Linked DNA regions of Homo sapiens: region 2 is linked to region 1. Evidence: chromatin loops called from intact Hi-C (ENCODE). Cell type or tissue: A673. All regions are shown on one strand. Links, peaks and the distances in the headings refer to the core of each region. The heading gives the core; the rest is flanking DNA.

The links. A loop is a pair of places that touch in the nucleus more often than their neighbours do. Peaks named below come from ENCODE experiments on the same cell type or tissue, not always from the same donor. Only the 100,000 strongest peaks of a DNase experiment are listed, where the experiment ranks them.
Region 2: it touches region 1 in a loop (2.3-fold over the local background); 1 of 110 quality-filtered maps calls a loop at or near these places.

Annotation. Positions count from the first base shown.
Region 1 is chr12:54,595,331-54,598,245 of GRCh38, reverse strand. No RefSeq gene overlaps it. Among named protein-coding and RNA genes, the nearest start is that of PPP1R1A, 8.1 kb to the right of the region's middle. In A673, for the core only: a CTCF peak has its summit at 1,616 (motif pointing left); a DNase peak (open chromatin) is centred at 1,595; H3K27ac peaks cover 1,296 bases.
Region 2 is chr12:54,722,263-54,725,177 of GRCh38, reverse strand. No RefSeq gene overlaps it. Among named protein-coding and RNA genes, the nearest start is that of DCD, 75 kb to the right of the region's middle. In A673, for the core only: CTCF peaks have their summits at 1,139 and 1,343 (motif pointing left); a DNase peak (open chromatin) is centred at 1,347.

The DNA.
Region 1 (2,915 bases), core at 123-2,622:
AGTTCCTTCACAGGGGGGTAGGAAGAGGGTCAGGACAGCCTCCATAGAGCCCTCCGCAAGTCCTCCCTTACCCAAGGAGACAGAACAGTTGAGGCCTCAGATTATAAGGCTCTAGATTAGCAAAGCACTTATTCTTTCTCCTGTTAGCTCCTTCTCTCCTGTCCCAGGGGCCCTTTTCCTTCAAGTGGAATCACAGAATCTTTCACTTATAGACTGATGCATAATTTCAGAACAACCCAGGATTCTGAAGCATTGATTTGGAAAGAGCCCCCAGACAGTTTTTGCCTGGATCCCTCCATCAGCAGAGAACTCCTTCTGCATAAGGTAGCTTCCTCCAGGCCCTGGTGGCTTAGATGGGGCCTTCTGCCTCCCTGCCAGTCAAACTTGTCTCCCTCTAACTTGTTCAGCCTGGTGGAGCAGCACAGGTACGTGGGTTCTTATTTCCACATGACAACCCTTAAAACATCTAAAGACAATCATTTTAATAATAAATAATACCATTTAATGAGAACTAACAAGGAAGTGTGCTAAGAGTTTTGTGTATATTATCCCATTCAATACTTGAAACATCTCTAAGATGTAGGAATTATTATTATTCCTATTTCTTCGATAAGGAAATAAGATCAGAGAAGTAAAGCAACCAGCCCAAGGTCACTGGAGTATTGGAAGAATCAGGATTTGTTCCAAGGCCGGACTGACTCCATCCAAAGCCCATGCTCTCACTCCCTCTATTATGCCAAGCTCACCCACCCGGCTACACAACATCGAATCTTCTTTTCTCCCAGCTAAACAACATCGAATCCTTCAAGTGTTGCTTCTCTGAAGAGTTCAAGACTCCCATCCCCCTCCATTTCTTCCAATAACCTCTAAGTTCAATAGAATCCTTGCAGCCCCAGAGCCTCAGACCCTCTTTCTGGAAACTGGGAGAGGAAAAGGAAGCTCTTCTTCTGCTAAGGTGTCTCCCCAAGGGTCCCCCAAGACCCCAGTCTCCCCTTAGTCTCCAAACACTGCCGTAGCCACCACTCTTTGCTACCCTCTCTCCGCCTCCCTTGCTAATTTCACCTCCCTTGTCCACCAGAATTCTGTCAATCTGCTTCCCCCTTATTCTCACATTATTCTTCCTGTAAGTCCTACTCAACTTTAAATTAAAAAAAAAAAAAGCCTAACTCCAATTCGCCCTCCTCTGCAAGCCTTCTCTGGTTCCTTCAGGCTGCCCCTTCCTCAATGCTCCCAAAGTCCTTATTTCTGCCTCTACAACAGCAGTTACTATTTTGCAGCTCTCAGTGTCTGTTCACAAGTCTCCCTCACCAGCTTGGCTTCTCCAGGGCAGAGAGTATGGCTTTGATCTCTGCACTCATTGCAACACAGGTGCTTAGTACACGGCTGTTAGCATCCAATGCAGACTGATTCATTTTTGATACTTCAAAAAGGAAGAATGGTGGTTAGACTGCAGAGAGCCAGGAAGTGGGGCTAATGCCAGGGAACTGATTGAGATGCCATGAGAGCTGAGCCCCAGCACCTGGGGGACATGTGGCGTCTGGAGATTGAATGAAATAATCTAGCACCAATGAGTCCAAGGAGGGAAGCAGGGTTTTAAGCAGGATCTGCTGCCCTCTGCTGGCCATTCCACCTCTGGGATGGAATGTTTGTTTTGTGTCCAGCTTTCCCTGACAAAGAGAAGCGAAGTTGCTAGTATAGACTTAGAGCCTGACACCCCTCCCTCCTGGCACAGTCTTAAACCCAGTTCCTTTTGTAAAAGGATATAAAAGTATAATTTCCAGGCACCAAGATACAACAAAGGAAATTTCAAACCGAGGCACCAAATCATCATGTGAAAAATTTTAAAAACTAGTTTCTGACCCCCTCAGCCAGATCAAGAATATAAAAGAGGGTCATAGTATGGAGGAGAGGGAGGATTCTGCGAGGAAGAAATGTATGGAGAAAACTGCTGTTAGCCCCATCCCCTCCCTCCCAAGGAAGGAGAGAGGCGCCTACTCCCTTACAGCAAACCCAGTGAGATGCCTGCACGGGTTACCCGAAGAGCTGAGAATGTGGCCCCCAGCATTGGGAACAGAGTGTTCTGGAGTCTGGGTACTTCCCAGAAGTTTAGAAGGAGAGAGAGGACTGGGGACATGTGAGCATTCCAGCAGAGCTGCTACTGAGACACCCTGCACCACAGGGTTTGCCTAATCAGGGCAGAACCAGCTACGGGCCCCTGAGAAGGAGACAGGTGCATTCCCCTGGGTCCATCTTGGATCCTGTGCAATAGGGCTACCTCAATGAACAAAAGGACCCCAGCAGCTGAGGAAGGAGTCTCAACTCCTGGGACACAGGTGAGGTGAACCCTGAAGACCCAGGAAAACGCCTGTCAGAGAATAATCACCAGAGAACACAGAGAAAGAGCCTGAGGGTGGTATCAGCTGATGGAGGAGGCTGAGTACCAACTGATGGAGGAGGCTGAGTACCAACTGATCTCAAAACTGATCTACCCCTGCCAGTCGGCTCTGCACCACCCCACCCCTCACCAACACACCTCACTCTGAAACAGCTTCTAGTGAGGGCGGGGGAAAGGCCGGGCTAGGGGCAGAGCAGGAGGGAGAGCAGGACAGAGAAGTGGAGCAGAGCCAGCCACTCACTCCCTGCTTTCCCACACAAGCTTCTGACTGAAGCAGGGCCCAGCAGCCTGGAGAAGTGACACTAAATGGTTTCAGGTTTTGATTCATATATTAGCCTGGTTGTTCTAATTTCTGAATAGAGACTATCCCTCACCTGAGAGTGAGCAGCAAGGTTCAGAGGCTTTCCTGGGTTTTCGCCCAGAAGCAAGGAAAACTTTACCCCTATCCACCCCGCAATAAAGTATAAAGGAATGCTGGGAAACAACAAGTATCATGAAACTAAAATGCATCTTGGACTAT
Region 2 (2,915 bases), core at 180-2,679, 130 kb before region 1:
AGAGACACAGAAGTCAGATTAGGCAGTTGGTTAGCTAAAGGATTTTCTGGAGACATTAGGGGTGTAATTGTTTTAGGGGTTATTACAGAAGTTTGCTGTGGGGTTAAGACTGGATTTTGAGGAGGGGGATTTTGACCAGGGGCCCAGATGATCAAAGAATCTTCTCGGGGGGTCTGGGACATGTAGTTGAGGATAAAGAAGAGTATAAGTTGTAGGGAAATTTAAATTGGGGGCAGATTTTAACTTTTGTTCTAGATTAGATTTCTGTTTTTTAATCTTGTCAGGAGAGTTCTTAAAGCAAGCCACAACACTAGTGCATGTCTTTCTTTCAATTTGATCTTCTCATAAATACAAATAAGGCAAATGCTTAGAATGAGAGCTCTTTAAAATTTTCCTTAAATTTAAGCCTTTCTCATTCAAAAGATCCTCTGCTGGCCACTTATAATTAGAATTTTCAATGGTTTATTTATTCCAATAATGACTTAATCCAATAAGCCTCTTCATAGTAAGCCAAGGTGGTAATTTCCCAGGTTGAGAATAGGTTGTCACTGTATAAGCAAGATGTGTTTCTGGAGAGGGCACAGAAGAGGCAGTCCCCATAATGCCCAAAAATTCACTCTCAGAAATAGGCTGAAAGTAACAAAAGACAACAAAAGTCCCATAAAAATGGGACCTTTTATGGCAAATCTCCCCTAAAAGCTTGGCACATTTGGTATAAATAATGTGCTGCTTAAAATCGTACATGTCTCAGACTCCCAGTCTTTTCAGATTGGTCACCTAACATGAACCCAAAAATTCATACCCTCCTGATGGCAGAGACTAAGAGAGTACCCACACTTAGTCACAAAGACAAGCTCCCAAGGTTATAAACCAAAAAAAAAAAAATCCAGTTTTTGTTTCAGGGACTAAAAGCAGTTTATCTTTACAGATGCTCATCTAGTCAGCTCAGCAAAAAACTAACCAGTCTGCAGGGCCAGCCTGAACAGTGGGCTTATAGGGGATCTAGGCTCATGTTCTACCCTGTGGTACCCCTCTTTATAAAAGAATAACACAGAAAGACAAAGGAAAATGGAACAACAACAACAAAAGGCTATTTCTGAGAGAAAAAGAGTGCAAACTGTCAAAGGCATTTGAACCACAGTGCCTCCATCTTGAATAGGGACGGGGTAAAATAAGGCTGAGACATACTGGGCTGCATTGCCAGGAGGTTAAGGCATTCTTAGTCACAGGATGAGATGGGAGGTCGGCACATGATACAGGTCATAAAGACCTTGCTGATACAACAGGTTGCAGTAAAGAAGCCAGCCAAAACCTCCCAAAACCAAGATGGCAATGACAGTGACCTCTGCTGGTCCTCATTGCTCATTACACACTAATTATAATGCATTAGCATGCTAAGGCACACTCCCAACAGCACTGTGACAGTTTACAAATGTCATGGCAATGTCAGGAAGTTACCCTAAATGTTCTAAAAAAAAAAAAAAAAAAAAAAGGGAGGAACCCTCAGTTCTAGGAATTGCCCACCCCTCTCCCGGAAAACTCATGAATAATCCATACCTTCTTTAGCATATAATCAAGAAATAACCATAAAAATGGGCTGCTCTGCATATAGAGTAGCCATTCTCTTATTCCTTTACTTTCTTAGTAAACTTGCTTTCGTTTACGCTATGGACTTGCCCCAGATTCTTTCTTGCACAAGATCCAAGAACCCTCTTTTGGGGTCTGGATTGGGACCCCTTTCCAGTAATAAAACAATATAAATATTCACACCCCAAATTAAATACACCAGAGTTGCTAAAACCCAACTAGTCCCATATAAAACGTTTTCTCTCACTAATCTTAAATTTGGAAAGGAAAAGAGAGAGAGTGATTTTTTTTTTTTTTTTTTTACCATTCACTCGACCAGAGAGTTCATGGAAAGAAAGAAACTGGGAGGCTGACCAGTAAGGAATTCTTACCATTTCTTTGCCAACTTTGTTGGGTCCTGGATTCCCTTCACTATGGTCTCCAGAAGTGCACAATGGCTTTGATGATTCTGCCAACTATGCCAAAACCGTAGGGGCCATGGGGAAGCTTCCCCCTTGCCCTAGAAATGTTCACAGAAAAAAAAATCAGCAAACCCTTTTCAGTGAAAAAATCAGTGAACCATTATTGACTATGCCAAAACTGTAGAGGCCATGGAGAAGCTTCCCCCTTGCCCTAGAAAGGTTCACTGAAAAAAAAAAAATCAGCAAATTCTTTTCAATGAAAAAATTAGCGAACCATTATTGCCTCACAATAAGGCTGACTAATAAGAGAAAAGGCGTACAAATTTATTTAACCGTGTGCATGGGGAGAATCACAGAGATTACCCAATTTCCCAGTGGGGCCCAAACACTTATATAATCTTCTTTCAGAGGGGAGGGGGAAGATAGGGAATATAGTAACTGTGGAGAGACAGTAAATGATTACCAAAGGAAAAAGAATGGGTACTTGGGAGAATGAATGAAAGGGGGAACAGAGATGGACTTTCAAATGGTTCTCTTTGGAAGTTGAACGAACTGAGAGACAGGAATTATTTTGCAAAATGGTTGGGCCAGGTCTGGTTACATTCTTTCCTTTCCTGAAATATTAATAGATAATGAGATAACAATGAAGGAAAGGAAAAGCAATTGTTCTTGATGGATCCATCTGATCTTTATGGAGATAGGAGAAAAGTCTCTTCTAGGGCCCATTGATTCCTAAAGGTTTTTAATTCAAAATATGCATTATACTGGGGTGCTCCTTCATTTGATTTCAGAGCGATTTCAGGGTTTCACACAGCTATAGCAAAGTTGGCTATAGAAATATTTATAAACTGTAAAGGTATTAAGCAAACTCACACAATTGTAACATCATGTTTGGTTCATGCTCTTCAGTTGTTTATTCAGAAAGTA